Linked DNA regions of Mus musculus: all the other regions are linked to region 1. The links are chromatin loops, found by intact Hi-C in ENCODE. Cell type or tissue: heart. All regions are shown on one strand.

Region 1 (8,000 bases):
AGTCTCTGCCCACAATGCAGTGTGTGGTGCATAGGGAAGTCACATTGTCCTTCTAAACACTTTGGGTGCCTCAGATGGCCAATTGTTGTCATTAGATGGACTCCCTCTCAGGAATTTGAGCTGGCGGGTAGAGGGAGCAGTCTGCATATACTAGAAGCCATTTTTGTCCTCACTTCCTCTTCTGAACTTTTCTGAAAAAGCTCTCCCAGGAAATCATCTCTAGAATCCCAGCAGGTCGGAGAGGGAGTCAGAGGCTGTGGGAAATGGCAAAGCTACAGACCTGTTTGTGTTGGAAAGATGTAGGATTTTGAGGTCTCTGAGAAGCAAGCTCCATCTTTTTGCCTCACCCAAAAGGCATCTTCTTGTAGGAATGAAGGCCCATTGGGAAATATTCTTGCAGGTGGCCCCATCATTCAAGGATCACTGCTTCTGAGCTTCCATATTTGTCTCTGGGTTTTCAGAACTTGTCTCTGAGTTTTCAGGCAGGACCACTGTGTGGTCCACAGCAATTCCTTGACAAGTGCCCACAGGCACCTTAATGGCATTGTAATGGCTCCACTTGCTGCTTGAGTGGTTTTCAGTATACCCTCTAGCTGCTGTTTTCCTGGGGAGACTAGCTGGGGACTTGGTGAGTCACTTCTTGGCTGTCTGACATAGCAACTGTCCACCCGTGTCTCGGAGACAGCCTCTAGATCTTTGCCCAGGGAACCCTCTGGGATCCTGTACAGATCTCTCAGAGATCTTCCTGCAATGTTTGTCAGATCCTTGCAAAGGTCCTTCCAAATCTGGAATATGGCTGGACCCATTGATGAGACAGGCGCTCCTGTGGAGGCTCCTGGGTGGCTTTTATCTGCCAGTGTTGAGGAAGATGGAGCTTCAGGATTAACTTCTGCATGACCCATCTCTGGGAGTTGGTTCTCAGACTTTACCAGATGATATCTGGATCTTGTAGGGCCAGTGGCCCTGGTTGTTGGCCTTTGTGCTTGGATGAGAAGGTGTTCAGGGCCTTGGAACTCAGGAACCATCCAGCTCTGAGGTGTGACAGTGTCCCAAGGGAAGGGTTTCTGGAGACACGGGGGCCCAGGAACCACACATCTTTGAGAGGAAGTCTCCTTCCTCATTGGAGGCTTCCCAGCTCCAGGGAAGGATGTCCCCAGCTGAGCTCAGGAGCCTCAAGCCTACTCCTTCTCTTCCTTTCTTGTCTTCATTGCTTCTTGTCTTCTTCCAATGAGAGAAGAACATGACAGCAGAGCTCATGAAAGGCATTCATTGGTGTGTCCACAGTATGGAAGAATGCATCCTGGAATATTAGTGCCTATGGTTTCAGGAGAGTGCAGAGAGCACTTGCTAATTGGACAAAGTCCAGTGCTTGTATAGGTGTTCTTAGGGCATGGACCTTTCTAGAGTAAGATTTCCAGAGTGAGGATGGCTGGCATCTCAATTTCTGAGCCTGAGGGAGCTCAGGGATTGGTGAGTTTACCTGTTCAGGGATTGGTGGGTTTTGATGTCCAGGGATAGGTGAGTTTCTGTGGGAAGTTCAGGGTTTGGTGGATTTTCCTATTCAGGAATTGGTGGCTTTTATTCAGGCTTTTCACCTAGAATTAGCATAACGTGGGTGGGGCCTGTTGACATGCTGGAGATGACCCTTCTGACAGTTATGACAGTTAGTGGGGTTCTGGGGGAGGGGCCTGGCTGCTGGAGAGCCTCAGTCTCAGCCAGGACCATTTTCTGAGTTGAGGTTTACAAACTTTATAAAGTGTACAGAGTTTACAAAATATATAGAGTTTGCAAAGGGAGTCCAGGGCAGGAAAGCCATTCCTGGCACTTGAGTGGCCTGCATATCTAACCCAGGTGTTGTCATGAACCCCTTTTTAAAGTGTTGTTCCAGCTGCTCTCAGAGCTCTGGGTAATCTTGACAACATTCCCTTCTCTTGACAAGAAAGAACACCTGTCCTGGAAAGATGATTTGCTGGTAGAGGACACAGTCTTGAAGCTAGATTCTGAGGACCTGGAGGCAGGGATATCTGCAGCCAGCAGGACCTTGGAGGCACCGTCTTGAACAAACACACTAGTGGTACAGTCCTACCACTGACATTGGTAGCTGAGTCACAGTGAGCTGTGCACAGACCTACATCTTCTAGATCCTGGAGAATCGTTCTAGAATTGGACTACCCTTTGCAGGAAGTCTAAATCTCTCAGATGTCCCTTGCTAATTTGAGAGCTTGCCATCTCCCTGGCTTCCATGTTGAGTGCCCAGTCACAGGGCTCCTGCTGCTTTGCTTCCTCCAGTCCCCAGTACCTCTACTACTTGGTGACTGGGATACCATGCTGCTCTCCCAAACTGACAGCCCACGGCAGAGATCTCCAAAGGCCACACCCTCTCGCTCCTGGGTCTTATACACACCCTTGGCTTTGGCAAACAGGACGATGAGACCACATTTGCTGGCAATTGGCAGCTGAAGGACGACACCCTGAAAGAAGATGTGTTGTCTGTTCCACCACGGTCCCCACAGTTCCACATCATCTCTCCAGCTTTAAGGAGACCCCACCTTCCCTGCTGTGGCTTTCCAAAGCATCCAGAAGCACGCTTGCCGGCCCAGGAGTGTCCCAAATGGTGGGATAAAGTAGAGGAAGCATTTTAGCGCTTCTTACTGCTACATCAGTAATTCTTGACACCCAACCCCCTTTCAGATTCTCTCTTCCTCCTCCCTCTCAGCAACACACAAGGAAGGCGTGTGTCTCAGCTGGCAGGCTGCTTGCACAATACACACCGGAAGCTCTGGGTTCCACCCCAGCACCTTGTACAGAAGAGTGTGGTGGAGCACACCTATGTGGTCCCAGTCCTGGAGGCAGAAGGGTCAGAAGTTCAAGGTCAGTTTCAGCTATACAAGGATTTCAAAGTCAGCCTGGGTTACTAAGATCCTACCTTTAAAAAAAAATCAAATAAAAAAATACATGACAGTCACGATGGTTCACAGGGTGACCATGCTTGCCTCAAGTCAAGTGACCTGATCTCTGGGACCCAAGTGGGGGAAGGGGAGAACCAACTCTAACAAGGCGTCTTCTAACATCCACGAGTTGTCCTACACACACACACACACACACACACACACACACACACAGCGGATGTTTAAAAGTAAAGCATTAGAAATTCCATTTAGCGGAGGAGTCTGCCTTTGAGAGTGGGTGACCCTTCAGCACCAGGTTAGCATCCTACAACTTGAGGCTGGTATCTCACTCATCCCGCAGGAGGCAGCCCGGGAGGATGCAACAACGCTGTGTAATCTACCTCATCCCCGTTAGGTGGCGCCGTAAGCCAACAAAGCTGCCCAGCTCAAGCCAACAAAGATGTCCAGGACAATGCCTCTGAAAATCGGTTTTCTTCCATTATTACAGGCTTTTTAGTCAAAATGGTTCCCTCGCCTTTCTTTGCTTCTTTCTTCTTTATCAGAAAGGGTCTTTCAGTGTGAAATACAGCGTGGGTTTGGTGCCAGGTGGAAAAGGAAATGTGTCTTAATCCCTCGCCTCGGAAGAAAAAGTGTTTGTTCATCACAATTGACATCTGGTCAATTTTCAATTAAGTAAGCAAGCAATAATAATGACGCGATGCTTCATTTGCTCCAGAAGCCAGGCAGGCACCAATCAGCTGCTCTATCCAAGGAGGAATTAAACAGGCACCCCCAGCCCCTGCTCTACCCAAAGCCCCAGCCGCAGACAAGCAGAGAAGGCCGGAGGACACATTCAGGGAGCAAAGGTTTCTGCTTCAAATTCAAGCAAATTGGCTGGGCACAGCAGGGAGGACAGCTCTGACAGCTCCATTGTGTCAGCCTCTGGCCTGAGACTGAAGGAGGCCAGGCTTGTCCCCATCAGCCCTAGGGTTCTGCCATGGATGGAAAGGAGTGAGGTGCTTGGTGCCAGAGACTAGAGTTTTAACCACCTGGATGCTCTGTACAAAGCTATTCTTAACTCAAAATGCATTAAAATAAAAAAATAAAATAAAATAAAACAACTTTGTTTCCCACTGGCAAGGAATATTGAACCAATCTTTACAGTGTTGCCGCTTGCAATCTATTCATGCCTGGTTATTACAGAAAATGAGAACACACAGCTTGAGTAGAGACCACCAAGTGTGAAAGGGAAGGCTGGCCAGCAAAGCCAGACGACCCAGCTGTCCGATGTGCTTGTGACGTTGTGATCTCTGGAGACACAGACATTGGCAGATAGGCCTTCAGTCCCCAACCCATCCTGACGCCTAGAGAAAGCCTAGGTAGTGAGGGCCGTAACCTCGGGGGATGGCTCAGAGTGTCCATCCTTTCTCCAGCCTGCCCCAGAACTTAAGCTGAGCCTTCTGCACACACTGGAGAGCGGGCTTGAGTGTGTGGAAGGGACGGACTACACTCTGAGACACTCAGTAACTAGCATCCCAACTTCTCTTCCTGGCCTTGGATGCTGGCGGCCAAAGGTATTTATCTTGGCAGAATGGCTGTCTGCAGCCTGGCACTAGACTGCCCCAGGCATAGGATGCACTAATGTTCATTGTATGGTGGGGACTTCTCTGTCACTGTATCCCATGTGCATCAGGGACATGGTCTGAGACTACTGAGTCAGCCCACGTGGCTGTCCTGTGCCCCAGGATTCAGAAAGCTCCCATGGGGCAGCTCCTGGTCTCAGGCTTCTTCTGCACTGGCTGCTTTGGTGGCCTGGGGCCGGGGGCGGCTGGGCTGGGCTGGGCTGGGCTGGGCTGGGCTGGGCTGGGCTGGGCTGGGCTGGGCGTAAACTCTCCTTTGATCAGGCTGGTTGGTGTTATAGCTTGTTGCTGTTAGCTTAGACTTCTGTTTATCACAGGACAGAAAAGATGCTCACACCTCTCTCTCTCTCTCTCTCTCTCTCTCTCTCTCTCTCTCTCTCTCACTCAGGAGTCATCTTCACCTTCTGAAATATAGTCTCTCTCATTTCAATGTTCTCTTCCTTCTGTCATAGAACATACTAATTGGTTGAATGTGCAATGGAGATGCATACATCTTTTGTTTGTAAGTTGAAAGCACCCTTCTGGCTTCCAAAGCATGTTTTATTTATTAAAGAATAGTCAGAAATTTAAAGCCAGTGGGATTATAAAATTAGACCCTTTCTTAGAACAAAACAAAAACAAAGACTTGTCAGGAAACACAAGGACCAGAGGAAGCTGGGGGTGGGGGGCACGGGGGTGGAGGTCAGGTGAGGCCAGGAGGGAGTTCTTAAAATCCCAGATGCCCAAAGGAAAACAGAGCTTTTTTTGTTTTTGTTTTTGTTTTTTTGTTTTGTTTTGTTTCATGTTGCGAAGTATGATCTTTACAAATTTGGTAGCATGCACATCACTTTTTATTCCTATATCATTTTCCTCTGAATAAATAAAAACTATTTCCCCCTCTCTCTTTTCTTTCCTTCCTTCCTTCCTTCCTTCCTCCCTCCCTCCCTCCCTCCCTCCCTTCTCTCTCTCTCTCTCTCTCTCTCTCTCTCTCTCTCTCTCTCTCTCTTTCTTTTCTTTCTTTCCAGGGTCTCACTTATAGCCTTGCTGCGAACACCAGGCTGGCTTGGAACTCACAGAGATCACCATCCTCTGCTTCCAGATTGCCTCTGCTTCTACAGGCCTGTGCTACCATGCCCTGCTTTGGGAAATGCACTGCAGTACCACTGTTCAATGGCTACGGGATGCTATCCCGTTCTGTGACCACAGAATTACATTTCTTCAATCTGTATTTGTTCAAATCACAAACACCCACACAACTTTCGCCTGTATACTTCATTTTCTTCAGACAAATTTTCAAATATGAAATCTCTATATTGACACCCAGGAACAAACAGACTTTAATACCTGTTGCCAAGGCCCCACCTAGAAAAGTTCTACCAAATTGGGGTGACAAGTGCCCATTTTCCTGAATTCTCCCAGAGTTTTATAACTTTTGATGCATTTTAATTTGATATCAACCATCATAGTTTATATTTTTAACCACTAAGAGAGTTATTGGTAAGTTTCTTCCTGTATTAGTTTTGGATAGTTTTATCGGGCTCAGTGCAATGCAGGGGACACCTGTCCCTTATGAAAGCGGGGCGTGACATCTGGCCAGCTATGTACATGGCGGCAGCAGCTGGGGTTATGGCTTGTTCAAATCTGAAGGATCAGGAAGCAGAGACCCCGGGCTGGAAATGGTGGCAGGTCTAATCTTTAGAGCCTACTTCTGGAAGCCTAGACCTATCAGCTGTGCCTTGCATTCAAAAGATTTCATGACCTCCCAAGGCACCACCAAGAACCAGACCTATAACCCTGTATAGTGTGATGTTTCACTTTAAACCTCAACATTGTTCTTGTAATAGTTTTCTGTTCATGAATTTGTTTTATCTTTTTGTATTGATATCATTATGTTACTATTGGTTTAAAATGCTCTTTATGCATTTTGGATATTGTCTTATTCTGTTTTCTGTTGGTACAACAAACTATGAGACCAAGCAATTTAGAAAGAATAGTTTCTTTGGCTTATGGTTTTGGAAGCTGAGAGAAGCTCAAGAGAGCAGTGTGAGCCTCTCCTCACTGTCTGGTGGGCAGCAGGCCTTTCTGCTGCATCTCGGCCTGGCAGACAGCGGCGAACACTCGGTGAGTGCAGGTCTCAGGGTCTTCTTCCCACAGAGTCCAATACCATCGTGGAGTCCTCTCCTCACCTCCAACTTCACCATAGTTGCCATGGCAGGCCCACTTCAAATATGGCTGGCACATGACCAGAGACTGAAGCTCCAGTCAGAACTGGAGGACATGTTTGAGTCACATAAGATATTAACTATTGTCATTATATATACTAAAGCTTTCTCCATTTTTTGACTCCAATTTTGTTTTTTTAAATAAATATATTTAATAAGTGAAGATATTAATTATTAAAAGAAAATAGTAGAAATAACACCCAATGTTCCATATCGCCAGTCAAATGGAATCAAAAAGAGCATATTTTTGAATCATGCCATTAACAAAATAGAAAAATTGTAATAGATTTTGACAATTCAAGTAAACATGACAAGTTAATGTATATAATACAGAGAGTTTCTCATAGCTCCATTTTGCACACATTTTCAATTTTCTTAAGCAGAATTTTCGTTCTAAATTTTTGAATGTAGCAATGATTTTCTGTTCATTTCTGTCTTTGGAGTCACATTTTTCCATACTCCGTTTTGATAAATATTTACTTGTATTTTGTTGAGTCTGCTCTTTGAGTTTGTCACTTTTGCCTCAAACCCACGTGTTCCCTGTTTTCAGCACATGTTGCTTCCCACGAGCTCACCCTATGCAGTCGATCAGTCCAATCTTTCCCCTTAACATTTGTAAATATCAGTCTTTGTACTTGGTAAATTCTGATTTCTACATTTGGGGCCCAAAGTTTCTAAGTTTAGTCATTTTGAAATGTATTTTACTACCTAGTAGGCCTGCCCCCGGAATTTTCTAGATATCTGTCATCTTTCTTCCTCTTGTGAGCATATTCTTCCGGGGGAGCATCACAGCTCAGTTGCTGCATCAGAGGTCTCCAAATGAATGAGACTCACAGGTAGATTCAGAAGTGGTGGCAACCGAGCATTGCTGAGCCGCCACATTGAGGTGCTTGGTGTCCCCTTCCTCGTCCAGCGCCTTGGTCCTCTCATGTGATTATGTTGTGACTTTCCTAGATGGAATATGTTCTTCCTCCTGTTTTCTAACTTCTCCGGGCTGCCTGTTACTCCGTTGTGTGTCATTTTCCTTGATCCATTCATCAGTGCACGGACAAATCCCCGAGTGGCGGTTTGCCAATAGTGCTGCTGTGAGCATATGTGTACAAGCTTGGGCTACTGAGTCCCAGGAAAGCACCTGGGATGGCTGGACCACACCAGAATTCTGGGCTCAATCATCTGAGGAGACATCAGTTGTTCCCTGTGACAACCAAATCACACCGCACTCGCGCCAGCCAAATGCAAGCTACTGGTTCTTCACAGCTCACTGGCGTGTT
Region 2 (8,000 bases), 93 kb after region 1:
AAGTCCAGAATGCACCGCGCAGCCTGCAGGTAGCACAACAGAGAGGAGCATGTCACTTCCAAGTGACTCTATTCCAAACCTCTCTCCGGCTTCTGATCTGGTCTCACAGTCTTTGTAGCTTGGCTTTACTTCTCTGACAGGTACACTCAACTTTTATTGCTCACTCTGACAGGGGTGGAGGGTGGAAGGGCAGAGGGGTTGGGGGGTGGGGGTGGGGTCAGTTGGGTGGTGGGGTTGGTGCTAGTGGATCTTGTAAGTTTCAGGAACTTCCTGAAGCTATTTTGAACTGTTTGCTTCCTGAAGGATGGGATGTTGCGATCTCATAGGAAGCTGTTATAGAACACCCTTTCTTACATTCTTTTTATCCTTTCTTCTACAATTATCCCCCAGCCTTGGTGGGACCCTGGGTGTCATTATCCACCTGCATCCAAGAACTTGGTCATTGTGCCACAGGATCAGGGTGCCGTGAGGAGTCTCTTGTTCTCCAGAGAATCTCCAGCCATTATGAAAGTCAGACAACAGGGTGGGACTTTCCATCCCAGTCCCACCTTAACATCTCCCTGTCCTGTAGTCAAAGCATTCATATGCGGTGTCTTCAGCAATAGGCTCTACTGTCTACTTGTACTGGTGTACAACCAACAGCAGCAACAACAACTTTTATGGTTTCCAGAGTCTCAGGGGCTTCCCTGGCCAACAACTCATAGGAGGGAGTCCACCCCTGGCAGTGGAGTTTTCATTCAGTATCCTTATGGCCTCTGCTGGTGTCCCTTTTCACCTGTGTAAGATGCCTTTTAGATTTCTTTTCCTTTCAGCTACTCCAGCCCCAGTAGGGATACAAGGTAAGCAGTGGAGACTGTGCACGCTTGCCTCTCCAATGGCCTTCCAAATCTGCACACCACTTGGAGGTTAGCATCATGTTACTTCTATAACAACCTTTTCCCGAGCATGGGCAGGATATGATGGCATCCTAAACCACCCTCCTGTAATACACAGTGGGAAGAGATAACCTCGGAGAGGCAACTCTGAAAGCCTGTGATCATCTGTTCTCCGCAAAGGCGGTGCACAACGACGATGCTAAAGTCAAACGTAAGCAAGGTCTAACACAGCACGGGGAGGTTCCATCCGTTCGTGTCAGTTACTTCCTCTGTGGAAGCATGGCTAGGAAGGTACTAATTTAATTAGCTCCCTGTAGCCTTCAGTCATTCTCTCTGAGCCATTACGTTTACATATCCTGGAGCTGCTCTTCCATGGAGTCTCCTTACATTTCTCCACCCTTTATGAACGCAGTGGGCCCCATTTAATCTGTTCAGACTTCCTCAGAGCCAAGGAGAATAAGCCCTGCTCTCTCCCTCTGCTGCACCTGCTGGCTTCCTGAATCAGAAAGGCTCTGGGTGGCCGTAGCTGTTACCCCTCCATCCACTATATATGGCTGTTGGGGGAGTTCCTACCTACTGCCTCCACCCCGAGCAGAGCCTTTTGCTGGAGGAAACTGCACCCTCCTTAGTCTGGGGTATAGTTTCCCACCCCTGGGACAGGTGTAATCATCTTCGCCTGTATTGTTCTATTGCACATGAACGGTTCTCCAGGCTTTCAAGCCACCCAGAGGCCTCTTAGCATGCGTTTTTTTTTGTTTGTTTGTTTGTTTGTTTGTTTGTTTTGTTTTGGTCATTTTAAAAACCCTGTATCTGAGCGCAAATCCTGCCACGTTTGTCCTGGAATAATCCAGGCAGACCACTCCCCTTGCCTTACCTTTCCTTTTTAACAACTCCTCTTGCTTTTTCTTTTACTTTGTAGATATCATTTACATGGTGGTCTGAGTCACTGGGAGCTGAGAAAACCTTTCCTGACGTATAAAGTCCCACCAACCAGAAGCCCCACACCACCTCCATCAACCTTGTCTTTAACTCCCCTGTGCACACACTTCTGTCAGACCCCGTGAGCTGGGGTTCAAACACAGCTCCTCTTATTCTAGTTCCCTCAAGAGCGTCTGCCTCTCCTGTGTGGTCCTCTAACTCCTGCAATTGGTGGGGATCTCAGAAGAAGATAGGAGGTGTTTCTAATGGCTTTAACTAGCCAGTCTCCATCAAGTACTGACTTCCCTCACGTTATATTACCCAGCTTTCCTGCTTCCATGGCCACCAGTCTGATCCTATCCACTCTGGTGTGCCACAGCTGCACGAGACAGCCTGGGACAGGCTCTGTTACTGATGGTTTGCGCAGTATTTCCCAGTTCCTTGCTGTTGTAGATTCTTGTATGGGACCATTTTTAAGGCCCCCGTGTATATGTTTGATACCACACTTTTTTCCTCTTTTTATTTTTAACAGTTGGACTATTTCCTACCATGTTTACCATCTCTCGCTTATCCCTGTTTATTTATTTTAGTTGCCAAGTCAAGAGACTAACACAGAGGACACTACCGCATCACCCTCTCTTGTTGCAGTTGCTTCTTTACAGAAACAAGCTCCCACTTGGCCACCATCTTGGCCTCAGATGCATTCCTAACTATACACAACAGAGGCCGGGCAACCCCCACCACTGAGTGCCAATTGCCTCGGCCCTTGTGCATTCATGTCAAGATGACAAAACTTCCTGTAAACCTGGAACTGTTTTCGAGGCATCTCTGCATTCATGTGGTAGATCCCAGTCATCAGGCAGGCCTGCCACCAGGTACCTTATGGATGAAAACTGCCATCCTGGGATTCCTCCTACAGACACTCCTTATCCTGGTGATTCAGCTTAAGTTGCCCGTCTCAGTACCCACAGCAAGAACCATGCAACTGCTATTATAGCACAAAGGCACACCAACACATACCAAATTGGAAAGGATAACTCTTACCAGAATTTCCTCCTCGGATGCCTCCTCACCCCCAGGCTTCTCAGCTGAGTTGCAGGCCTTGCTACCCATAGCCTCCCCCAACTCCTCTTTGATTCCGTCATGCCCCTGTGCAGGGGACAATTAGGTTATGTGACAGAACTTTTCCTGGAAAGATGGAACACATGCCCGTGACAGACCAAAGCAGAGTTACAACCAAAGTCCAATTGGGTGACCCAGTGAGTTCTATTGGCATTATCTACAAGTGTGTGGGTGAGGGGTGCTTCCAGGATATGCATTAGCAAAGCATGGGTGGCAGCTCACAGACCTAGGAACGTGGAGCACACTGCACAGCCTGCAGGCCCCTCAACAGGTTAGAGGGCATCTTTTTTAGGTGCCTCTTGTCTAAAATTCTTCCAGGCAATGTGTCTGGTTTTTTGTGTCTTTACAGCAGCTGGTCTGAGTGTCTTTTTGTAGCTTGGCTTCTGATAGGACTCTCAGCTTTTTTTTTTTCTCTCCTTATTCTGTGTCAAGGGAGGACCTAGTGAGTCTGGTCAGTTTCAGGGACTTCCTATAGCTCTTTTGAGCTCTTTACCTTCCTGTTCAAAGAGCTTCCTTCCCTACAGAATGGAATTGTTTTGATCTGTGAGAAAACTTAACACAAAACCAATCAAGAGTGGCCCTGAGTTGTACACCAGGGGACCTTGGGGGAAAAGCTCACTGTCTGCATCTGAGGAGAAAGCCATAGGATAGTTTGTCACAGCATGCTCACAGCCTGTTGACAGCGGGCTCACAGCGTGTTCGGGGACCCAGAGTACCTTAGCCAGCTCTATCACACTCAACCATACCATGCAATTACAAAGAATGTTGAAACTTTCTGTACTTGTCAGTGTATGTGGTGAGAAAAGGATGGGTTGTGGAAGGTTTGGCTCCGGATGGCGTTCTCCAGGGACCTTGTACTATGATGTCTTGCCAGATCTGGGGATGGCGATCATATGCTTTGGCCAACAGTGTTGCATTGTGCTGAAGAGAGAGGCAGGAGATGACGGTCTGAGATTGTCGTTTGTATGTGTACACGTGGGTGTGCGATGGGCGTTCACAGCCACTTCCTCAGGAAATCCAGATGGAAAATGGGTTGTTCTGGATAAGGACGTTTATGGATAAGAGTAATTTCCAGGAAAGGAACCAATACCCCCCTCCAGGCCACCCTGATGCTCGACACTATGCAAATGAAGGTACTGAGGCCATTGGCAGAAAAAGAACCTGATTAAGACAGCTCTAACTGGCTAAGCTGCTGGAGAACTCAAGATTCTTTGCCCTGTGTTGGCTCTCTCCTCAGCTTTTGGTCATTTAGCATGGCCTTACCCCACCTCAGGTTCCGAAGGTGTCATGCTTGTGTGACAAGGAGACCAGAATGTAGGTCTGTGTAAGGAATCACGTGCTAAATTCTGTTCCATACAGGAAGCCACATTTTCTGGAGCTGCCACATCTCCTGTGTTCTAGAACATTTTAGCTGAGTTCTCAGATGTGCCTCTGGGCCCAGCATATACCTGCCAGAAGTTCCTGTAATTCTGGTGGTCTCTCAGGCTCTCCCGCTCTGTGGCCTCAGTTGTTGAAATGGGATCTTGTCCACATGAGAAGGTGTCTTGAAAGTTCTTAGCCCGAGGCCCCTGGCTCTGTCTTGTGTTTGCTGGCTTCTCTCACTTCCACGTATTCAGAGCATGATTAGCAGGTAGGTTTCATTCCTTGGGCCCTTTGCTCAGTCACAGGGAGGAAGAGCTACGTGGAGAAGGACACTAGGGCCCCTGGCTCTGTCTTGTGTCTGCTCGTTTCTCTCACTTCCGGATATTCAGTGCTTGATTAGCAGGTAGGTTTCATTCCTTGAACCCTTTGCTCAGTCACAGGGAGGAAGAGCTACGTGGAGAAGGGCACGTTGCCACTCCCAGTGGCTTCCCGTTCCAACATCTGTTTTTTAAGGTAAAGTCCCCAACTTTATAAACAGTGACAACTCTGTGCACAGTGTGACTCCTCCCGAGCACCCCCCCCCCCAACCCTGCCTAAACCTCTCAGGAAGGCTTTAAGCTTTAATTTGCAGTTTAAATTCCCCCTTTAGTGCCACAGCAGTTGGTAGGACAAAGAAGACCAAGAAGGGCAGGAATCGGGTTCAGGAAGCTCCTGGCTTTGTCTCTGTGAACACAGTGGATGAGCTCTGTGGCTGTGTCCTTTATGTGTGCAGTGAGTGTTTATGTGAGAACTGAGTTTAGACGCCTGCACCTGCGTAGGTGCCCAGGAAGTACTGCCTAAGAAAAATCAAAGTGTCTGTGGGACTCTTCGGGGAGACCTCCTCAGAGGATGCGAATTAAACCTCTCCGAGTCAAAGGAATTTTTAAAATGTTAAGAAATAAAAGCTTTTAACTTTATGTGTTCTTCTTGAAATTGTACCGTGACAGAGTTGTAATTTTGTTTCTTGTGTGTTTTGCTGTAAAGAGCCAGGAACAAGCAACTTATAGTGCCCTGTGCTCTGTGATGGTTTGTCTGAGCCCTCAGCTTGGGATCTAGAGTCACCTGGGAGGCCAGCCTCTGGGTGTGCCTGTGGGGTCATCTAGCTTAGCCTAACTGAAGCGAAAGTTGCTTTTGTCCAGGTGTTTTGTTTCAACAACAGAAAGGTGAATGAAGGCATTCTCATTTAATGGTGCTAAAGTCAGAGAAGTGTGGTTGGTAGTGATGATGGTAATGATGATGCAATGGTGATGATGATGGTGGTGATGGTGTTGGTGGTGGTGGTGATGGTGGTGATGGTGATGTTGGTGATGGTCATGGTGGTGATGGTGGTGGTGGTAGTGATGGTGGTGATGGTGGTGGTGGTGGTGGTGGTGGTGGTGGTGGTGGTAATGGTGGTGGTGGTGGTGATGGTGGTGGTGGTGGTGGTGGTGGTGGTGGTGGTGATGTTGGTGATGGTATGGTGGTGGTGGTGGTGATAGTGATGGTGATGGCAGGTACTCTAACCTTGCCTAGTAGTTTAAAGAGGAGGATGGATCAACTGTACTTCAAGTTCTGTTGTTGGCCTCCTCCTCTCAAATACCTCCTTTCTAGTAGCTTCTGATTTGCTTGTGTGTGCACTGAGCTGCTTCCCAGCCCCTTGTGAACTGTCACAGCAGTGCCGAGGAGTGGCTTCTGTGTCTCGTGGCATTTTCTGTGTGGAAGTTGGGTTGCAAAGGGCCATCTGGATTTTGAGCTTCAGCTGCCTGATTTCAAGGCCTGGGATGTCTGCATGCTACATGCTTTCCCTGCCCAGTTCCTGAGCCTGATTCTGCCTTTGCTTCAATTCTTGTTAAACAAACAAACAAAACCAAACAACAACAACAAACACCCAACAGACTTGCAGTATAGGCATTTTTAGATCTGATTTGCAATAACAGGTTACTATGTGTCTTTGTGACGTATTTAAAATGAACTTTTGATCAGAAGTCAATTGTTGATTGTCGCTTGTTCCGAGAAGAAAGATATGTACATTAATGTAATTTGCTTTATTGAGAAACTTTTGAGAACACCTTTAGAAAACAAGGTCCATTACATTTTAAAAATCCCTTACTTATTTTTTTTTTATTTTTATTGTATGTGTTTGAGTGTTTTGCCTGCATGTATGTATATGTACCATGTGCATGCCTGGTGCCTGTGGAGTTCAGAGAGTGTCAGATGCTCTGGAACTGGGACAGGTGGTTATGAGCCACCATGAGTGAGCTGGGTACTAACTCCAGATTCTCTGCATGAGCATCATGTGGTCCTAACGGCTGGGCCATGCCTCCAGCCCCAACTTCACATTTTAATTCTGCAAGTGGGTATACATGAAACTTGGCAAAGCACTTTTTGCTTGCTTGAGTGTATTTTAACTTAGAACAGCTTCATGCTACATTATTTTAGTTTGGTCTCTGTGATAAACCATTAACCACAGATGTCTTGGAGAGGTTTGTTTCAGCTTTGTCGTGTCTATATTTGATAGAAGCTAAGGCAGGAACCGAAGCAGAATTCACAGAGGAACACTGGTTACTGGCTTGCTCTCCACGACTTGCTCAATTTGCTTTCTTATATAACCCAGGACCAACTTGTCCAAGGGTGATCTGGCACAAAGTAGACTGGGCTCTCCCATGTCCATCATTAATCCAGAAAACACTCCACAGACTTGCCTACTGGCCATTCTTACAAAGGTAGTTCCTGAATTGAGGGTCTCTCTTCCCAAATGACTCTGGCTTGTGTCTGGTTGACAAAAATCATGCATTATTGACCCCTTGTCAGCGTGACACACAAAAACATCACTACTAAACCATAGTCTTTCCTTTTTTTATTTACCCCCAATGTCTCATGTTAATATCTTAATATAAACCACATTGTAACTTTATAAGTCTCACAGTCTATAAAAAATTCAAATGCTTTAAAGTTTCAAATTCTCCTTAAAGTAGCCAACATCCCTTTAAAAGTCTAGAGTCTCCCCTCTGTCATCTCTAAATTAAGATCAGGTACTTTCTTCTCATTTGAATGGGAAGAGCTAGGACATAGTCACCATCAAATCAATGCAAAGCCAACACTCGCTGTGTAAATCAAAGCCTATAATCCCCAGGTCTTGGACTCATCAGAGTCTTCTGAGCTCCCACGGGTCTGGGCAGCATCACTTTTCCAGCTCTTTCATGTGGCTTGTCCTGTAGCCTCAGGCGGGCTTCACTCCATACCTCCTGCTGCTGTCTTTGTATGATCTTTGCATCTCCCCAGGTCTCCATAGCAACTGAGGCTACCACCTTCACCAGTGACCTCTTGGACTCTCTTTAGGTGCTCCGATCCTGCCGCATGGTGCCTGCCAAGCCTCAGTTTCTCTCCATGACCCCCTTCAATCTTGGGGTTCCTAATGCAGTGTAGGCTGCACTTTCATGAGTGGCCTCTCTCCACAGAGACAGACCCTGCCCCACAATACACTGCCAATTAGGCAATCCCTGAGATCCATCCCCTCGTGCCCTCAAAATCAGTACCATGTGAGAGTGTGACATCAATTGTCCCAGTAAGGCAAAGGTTTCCCCCTTAGTCGGGCTGGTCTCTTGTTAATCACAGCTTATTATTTTAGCCCCACCAGCAACCACAGAGCCTTAATTCGAAATATCACACGAATGACCCCGATAGAGCCTTGGCTTTCCTCTGAAA
Region 3 (8,000 bases), 270 kb after region 1:
ACTGGTGGATTCTACCTGATACATAAAGTAAAAGGAATTCCAGCCTTTCTTAAACTTCACAAAACAGAAGAGAACAAATGATTTGGATTTATCCTAATGAATCCACTATTACTCTGATAGCAGAAACACAGAAACTGCAAGAAATTGTGGACATTGCATATCCATTCAAAGAAAGACACAAAAATTAAAAAACCCACAAGATTAGTGTAACACTGAGAAATTGATCAATGTCATATCACTGAGAATTAAAGACAAAAATCTAATGACTCTAGATTTTAAAAGGGATTTGATAAAATATAACAACCACTCACAATGAAAATGATCAAGAAACTAGGGATAAAGCCTGTCGTCTATCTGACAAGTGTGTCTGCATAAGCCCAGAGCTAGGGTGAGTGAGAACGTCTGGGTGTGTCTAGTCCTAGTGAAGTTATGAACAAATGGCGCTAGATGTGGAGAGGAGGAAGTCCCACGTGCACAATCTCGTATACCGACTCACGAAAGTGGTATTTGAACTAATAAATCCAGAAAAGCCTGCAGGACCTGTACTTTTATGTTTGCAACAACAACAACAAAAAAAAATCCAGGAGAGAGAGAGAGAGAGAGAGAGAGAGAGAGAGAGAGAGAGAGACTCTCTCCTCCTCTTTGCCTCTGCTACCCTCTTAACTCCACTCCCCATGCCCTGAATAAATTCTATTCTATACAAAAAAAAAAAAAAGTCTGTTGAGCAAATGATACCAAAGAAACTGGCCATTTGCTGAGTTCCAGCCTCAGCTTGAGAGAGGGTCCTAAGAAGGGGGTGTTTGGGAGCAGCAGTAGAATTACTTGCAGTCAGTGATGGATGCAAGCTGACAGCTCTGTGATCTGCTTGAGAGATAGCTTTCTCATGCAGACTAAAGCCCAGTCATTTATTTGCATAAGCTACTTCCTTAGACATTGCCTATCAGTTTAATCATTTACCTCAGGTTCCCTTTTGACTATTCCACAAATCAGCATTTTGTGACCCTTAACTCTTAGAAATAGAAACTGAAATACTGAGCACTTTCAAGGCATATATATATATATATATATATATACATATAGTAGTATATATATTGCAATATATATTTATATATACTGCAATTTTATGAGCTCTTGTTTGTGCTGATGCAAGCAGCATTGAAGCTCATTTTTATTATTCTTAACCACTTCAATATATTCTTTTAATCTTTGGATCATTTCTTTTTTAATCTCAGTAACTCCAAGGCTTATTATGGAAAAGTATTAAGTGATCCCAGAAAGTAGGAATATCATTAAACCATCACCTTTTTTCTGGATACCAAAGCTTTGTCCATTCCCAACCTCTGTTTGGATCACAAATATAACTACCTCCTTTAGGGAGTAGAGTATATGGATCAAATTTAGTTGTTGACGGCTTCCATGGATGAGATCACCATTTTCCCACTAATTATATAGCCATCTATCTGAGCCTTATTTTTTAACTCTTCCTTTTCTCTTTTATGATTCAGGTTTTCCCCTCTATTGCCCAAATCATCTCTTTTCTTAATATCTTTCTGACAGAGCTGACTCATTAGTGTAGCTGCCTCCTGTTCTTTCAGGTCTGTGAAGACCCTCATACAATTCATATTGCATCCTTATATTTTGCAGAGTTGTTAAATCCTGTAAAGAACAGTTCTCACACTGATTCATGTATTCTTGAACTCATGTTTTCAGAGTTATTTCCCACAGCCTTAAGGGCTGTCCTGAAGGTCACAGCACCATCATTTTGCTGAGGATCCCCAGAAACATTCTTGCTTCCTGGAATCACACTGTTTGTGATTATTATGGAGCCATTAACCTTGGTAGGGAGAACATTCTCAAAAAAGAGGAACATGAAGTAAATCATGTGCTTTATTATGCAAACAAGCCTTATGACTAGATTACCTATCAGCACTCAAGGAGACCCACATCATGCTGTCTCTGCCCCAGGGGTGGGAACTGTATCACATCATCACTTCGGCGGTCATGCCAAATCCGGCAGGCACCCACACAAAAAACAATACATGTGGACCCTTCCTTCACATTCTGTATAAAAGTTAAGTAAAAATGGATCACCCATGTTGACATTTGGCCTCCACAAACGTGCTCTCGTGTACAGCACATAGGCAAACACATACAAACAGTCCCCAAAACATGAGCATCAATTGATGATCACAGCAGCTCAAAAGTAAAACTAAATATCTATATGGACAAACAAAAATATAGTGTATCCATACAGTGCAATAAAGAAATGATACATGCTGCAACCCTGAAAACACTGGAGTCATCTTAAGTTAAAGAAACCACAACGATGGCATATACTTCATGACTTTATTTATATGAAATATTCAAAATGGACAAAACTTTAAAGGTATAAAAAGGAGGATGGAAAATGGATGGTAACCTACAGGGGTTCTTTGTGGGATGATGAACCTGTCATAGAGTTGGACTATGCTGTTGCTGAGATATAGCTCAGTTGATAGAGTGCTTGCCCAGAAAACATGAAACCCTGGGTTTCATCCCTTGCACTGCATGTAACCAGCTGTGGAGGCATAGCCTATGCTTCTAGCAACTGGAAAGGTAGATCCCCAGGTAGCAGGAGTTCAAGGTCATTATAATGAATATATATGCATATATATAATATGAATAATATATACTAATGTAATTATATATTAATTATTTAATATAATATAAGCTATATCTTATATTTACATTTGCATTTATATAAACAAAAATTTATATAAATATGCAATTATAACTTTTAATTATAGTAATTAAAATATATTTATAATAATTATTATGATATACTATAACAAATTATGTTAAAATGTTATATATAATTATAATAATATTATACATAGTATATTTAATATAATAATAATAAGCAATAATAATTTAAATCCTCTGAGATAGAAAATGCTCCTTGACTCTTTTCCATGAAATCTTTAGCTTGTCTTTCATTTTAAATTAAATAAGGTAAAAAAAAAATATATATATATATAGGCTGTAGTTCAACTACATTAACATAGTTGTTGTATGCTATCAGTGAGGAGGTTCACAGAGTCTCCACTATTTCCATGTGTAGCTATTTCTGCTGCTTCATCTCCTTAGCTGCAGTGCCCTCTGCTGCTTAATGCTGATAGAGATCTTCTGCTTCTGGAGAGCCACCTTCAGAAAAAAACCGAGGCACAGAAAAATTCATGAATTAAAAGCACCATGTTAATTTAAGAAAACATTCATAACTCACACATCTTGAAAAATACCTATCCAGGAAAGAACTGATCTTAAACACACAACTTCATAGCATCCTTTGCAGGATTAGCACTCTGGAGGCTACTGTGTACATTCCAGACTGAGGGGCTAGGTGTGTAGTACAACAACGTATCCCTGTCCGTCATTAACATACCAGGGACCAGTCCAGCGATGCAGCACCAGTGCCCAGCACATAGTGGACCAGCAGTGATGCCACACTCTGTGTCCTGATCTCTCATCCTGCTCTAATGTGCAAAGGCCACAGGAAGCACCTGCCTACTGTGGGCAGTGCCGTTGAGCTTGTGGGAGACACACCCTACTTCCTGCCCTCAATAATCTCGTCCAGTCAGGGCGAACGTTATCAATGAAATTAAAGTCTATGTTAAAATCTCCTCGGAGTAGGGAGATGGGCAAAGGAAACAGCCAATCCTACCAGAAGTGGAGCTTAAAACTGGGCTTGAACGGATGGATCATGGGGTGGGGGAGGAAGTCTGAGTGAAGAGCCAGGGAACTCAGCGCTGCTTAGGTGTGATCAAGGGAAAGGGCCCCAGTTCATGGTTGTGGATGTCGGACACTGTGGACAAGGGCAGGGGTGATTATTCTCTTTCCATATCGCTCTTAGGCTTCTCTTCAGACAGTGGAGCATTGTACATGTTCACTCACCACTCAAACGCTGGCTGCTGCCCTTCCAAGCAACAGCTTCGTAAGCCCATATATGCATCTGAGCCGGAGCCGGAGCCAGAGCCGGAGCTGGAGCCACGCCCAAAGCCATGAAGCCTCCTTGCCCACAACAATGGAACCACCACGGGAGACAGGCAGGAGTGCCACACCAGAATATAGCAGCCACACAGACATGTCGCTAGCGTGCCCTTCTCACTCTCAAGGAAGAAGGAGGAATTCTGAAAAGGCCAAAAGCAGGCCTTACCAAGAAGCTAGTTGATAATCAGTGGGTCTCTGGCTGAGAATAGCCTGGGAACTTAACCTTGGTCACAGGAGAAGTAGTAGGGAAGTGACTAAGATTGCTTCTGGGTGGCTCCTATACAGAAGCATGTCACACCCGGGGCACATCTCTAACCTATGCTGAAGGATTCTTTTGGGGGGTTGGTGGTAAGAGGCCCACCTGTGTCCATTGTAATTCATACATGTACTTAGAGTTGGGTCCCAGAGTCTGGCGAGTGTGAGAGGGTGTACCAGCCAAGACTCCACAGTTGTGTGGCCTTGGCTGAGCACAGCGGTGATGCCTGTCTTTCCTTGCACCAGCTCTTCATCCCCAGTCCTGAATACTTTCTGCCAGCAATCATAGTCAACCTCTTTAATGCCTCAAGTGCCATTGCCAAGCTGGAGACCTGAGAGACCTAGAACACAGAGCCACCCTGACAAAGAATGGAAAAGAATGTGGCGACCTAACTAAACGGCTACTCTGTAACCCATAAGGCTAGATGTTGGCATGAACCCACAGCCCACAGCCTAGAGTAAGTCAGTGGTAAGGGTGCAGTCATTCGAGGGAAGAGCCCAGCGTCAGGGGTAAGTGCAGACTCACACTGCTCACCCGAGAAAGGGGCACGCTGTGATGCCTGCCGCCCACGTCTGTCAGGAGCATAGTAAGGCAGCCTTAAACCACTCACTGGGCTGGGGGAGATCACTCCAGCTCTGAATGCTTTTATTTTGACATTTACTGTTGCGCCTCTCATTTCTAATTGTGCTCACAGGTCACTGCAGCCTGCAAGAGATTAGCACTTGTGGACCACAGTGGTGTCAGCATTAAAACCAACACCCAGGCCTTTTAGATCCAGGAGACTGATAGTTCACCTCTGGGATGAACTCAAGTGTAAGGCACAGAGACAGAACTATGACAGGATAAATCCTCACGGAAGAGAAATATGGAAGGCATCACTACAATAGAAGTCTCTATTTTCCAAAGCAATCATTACTCAACCATCTTTTGAAGAGTAAAGATGTTGCCCACCCCTGAAACTCCAAATGCGTTTAATATGGATCCCTGAACATGTGCAAGGATTGTACTAAATTGCTTTCACAAACGCAAATTATTGCAATCAGCATCTTGTTTTCTAGTTCTAAATTCAAAGGCAAACTATTAACACAAGACTGCCACTCTTGCTATTATCACACGTCCTTCCTAACAAAACCACATCTCCAGATGGACTGACGACAAAATTAGTCCAGTGACTCCTAAGATACACCACCAAGATTGACATCCCAGAAACTCATAGAAATGAAGATGATGCTTAAACAGAGGACCCACACACACACCCAAACACACCTTTTCTAGGGAAATAGAAGTGGCTTTGTTTACAGTATAGCTCAGCGAGGCCATTCCGAGAAACAGTGGGACAGCTGGGTTGCTAGCCTGTCAGCATACTGATTAGTCCTCAAAGTCAAATAGAACACACTTAGGATTTGTGTGTGATGGCGGGTGGGAGGTGTGTGTGTGTGTGTGTGTGTGTGTGTGTGTGTGTGTATGTGTGTATGTGTGTGTGTGTGTGTGTGTGTGTGTGACTGAGAATCCTGTTAATAAATGAAGCATTATATTTAAACCCAGACAAGGTGTGAGCAATGAGGAATTTGGTAAGGAGCACAGTTGGCTCGGATGGCAGAACTGCCTTCAGCTGCTCTCTCCGCTCTGTTAGAATAAAGGAGATGGATATTTAGAGATGCGCGGGTATCCAGCTACGCACAACCGGAGCAGATCTGACTGTAAGCTGCCGGCAGACTCCATCATCAAGCCGAGCCATGGCTGCTTTATTCGAAACTGGATTACTCAAGGTGTGGCAGAGGGGCGTATGCACTCAAAACAGATGTAGGGGCCAACCCAGAAGTCACACCGAAGGGACAGATGTACTAGGGGACTCTTCCTAAGGACTTCTCAGTTCTACCAAGGTGCGGTTTGGAAAATTGCCAAACAAGGCAAAGCATACAGTGCTTTGGTTCTGCCCATTACCAGGGGATGAGAGTCCATTGGCTTCTCTTTTGGACTTGGTTCAGCACTGTTTTATTCTGCACACAAAAAGCTCTCCTCAAAGGGATGGTGTGACCAACATCTGAGTGGTATCTGTTACATTAAAGGGGTGGGCTACGCATCCCCGAAAAGCTCTGGCTGCCAGACTCCCTCAGCAGCCTCTCCTGACCTCTAACCTTTTCATAGTAGTAGGGCCAAGTAAGGCCACTGTCATCTCTGTATATGTAAGAAATCCATGGCTTGCTAACATTCAAAGAAGCACTGAAAAGAGTGTTTCATGATGTTCACGTGAATATAGAAAATGGTTGGTTGGTTTGTTTCTTGTGTGCTCCTTAACTTTTCCTGACTTATTATATTTTACCTAATGTAAAACATGAAGACTTGGCCCTTTCTTATTGAGTTTTGAGAAGCATCTAAAGGATGCATCTACAATTCACTGAAGGATGCCCAGTGGCTTAGTACGCCTCAGATATAAAAATATCTGCATTTCCTTCCTGCGTTCCTCTTCCACTCTGCTCTGCGTTTCTTTTTCTCCCCTAAGCTTGTGGCATTGCGTGAGAGTAGAAGAAAAATAAACTTCCTCCAACCTGCCTAGATTCAGCCTTACCTGTGACACATTTGCACAGGAGCAGCCCCCCCTGGGTGAAGCGCTCCTGAGAGGCTCCAGCAGAGGGCGCTCTGGAAACCTCCTATTCCGGTGCTAGCCCCTTCTGAGGGTTTCCTCCTGCCAGCTCTCAATGGGAAACCACCTGAAAAATCAGAAAACCATCAGAAAACCCTCATGATGAATGTGGTCGCCCCAACAATCACAAATACCTAAAATGTTCTTTCTTCCTCTTCATCTGTAAGTGGTTGCCTTTCTTCCTCTGCATCAGATTTTTGGAGGATACTCCCCGATTTTGCACCTACATGAATCAACCTTTCTGGCTCTCCACTCAATCTCTGGTGCTTATACTTAGTGGGCGTTTTCTGTTTCTGTTTTCCTGTAACATTGTGTTGTGCATTGTTCACTGGCCAGCAAAATCCGCTGTACCTTTGGATAAGGCTGCCCTTCTGAGCCGCCACAGACATGAGCTTTGGCTGTGGCTGGGCAGGTCGGAGAACTTGTGGAAGGTACCACCTGGCCAGTTGCCTGGATCCAGATTCTGCAGGCTGCAGCCCGTACCATCAGACCCGATGTCAGGAATGGACCAGTCCTCGGGGAATTAAGGAAGTGATAAGAACACCCGGTTATATGGAGCCATCTGATTGGTGGTAGCAGGAACCTGACCACCTTTTAGAAATGTTTGTAATTGCCTGAGTTAGGCCAGTCAGGACCTCAGCAAAGTTCCTGTCTGGAGGTTGGTAGGAAAGGGAGTATATGTGTGTATGTGTGTGTGTGTTTGACTCCATAGTCCAGAGTCTGATTGGTTCCTAGTGACTGCATAGAGCCACATGTTAGCTTGGGGCTCAGGGAACTAGCATCTTCACAGCAAAGCTGTTCGGGGTTTCCCTACAAACTGCCTATGGCTGAGGAGCCTGAATCCCTGAGGAGGGGAGAAACCAGGCAGGCTGTGTGATTGTGTTCTGAAATTGCTAAGAGGGTCCTTGCCTATCTTCTAACTCAAACACAGCTGGGAGTACACCATAGAACCACTTCAAAACACACTAACTGCCCTTGACTGTGTAGTCAAACATTGCAAGAAAGAAATCTCAGGAGGCTACAATGTAGGGGGCTGTCTACAGGAAAGCAGAAAGTTCCATGACTTAGAACGGC

What was found. Hi-C counts contacts between places; a loop is a spot of excess contacts. Peaks named below come from ENCODE experiments on the same cell type or tissue, not always from the same donor. Only the 100,000 strongest peaks of a DNase experiment are listed, where the experiment ranks them.
Region 2: it touches region 1 in a loop (5-fold over the local background); 3 of 42 quality-filtered maps call a loop at or near these places.
Region 3: it touches region 1 in a loop (6-fold over the local background); 39 of 42 quality-filtered maps call a loop at or near these places.

The regions. Positions count from the first base shown.
Region 1 is chr17:50,232,811-50,240,810 of GRCm38, reverse strand. It overlaps Gm41597 (a long non-coding RNA gene), which reads left to right and starts at 4,036. Exons shown (of 2, transcript XR_876869.1): 1 at 4,036-4,462; 2 at 5,533-6,429. AY702103 (cDNA sequence AY702103) reads right to left here and starts at 1,603. Exons shown (of 2, transcript NR_131975.1): 1 at 1-1,603. In heart, a CTCF peak has its summit at 3,294; a DNase peak (open chromatin) is centred at 3,300; H3K27me3 peaks cover 1,470 bases.
Region 2 is chr17:50,139,439-50,147,438 of GRCm38, reverse strand. The region is part of intron 2 of Rftn1 (raftlin lipid raft linker 1); the gene reads left to right. Among named protein-coding and RNA genes, the nearest start is that of Rftn1, 47 kb to the left of the region's middle. In heart, no CTCF peak of the experiment used is centred here; DNase peaks (open chromatin) are centred at 3,878 and 4,658.
Region 3 is chr17:49,964,150-49,972,149 of GRCm38, reverse strand. No RefSeq gene overlaps it. Among named protein-coding and RNA genes, the nearest start is that of Gm52302, 66 kb to the left of the region's middle. In heart, CTCF peaks have their summits at 3,142 (motif pointing left) and 6,907 (motif pointing right); DNase peaks (open chromatin) are centred at 3,149 and 3,579.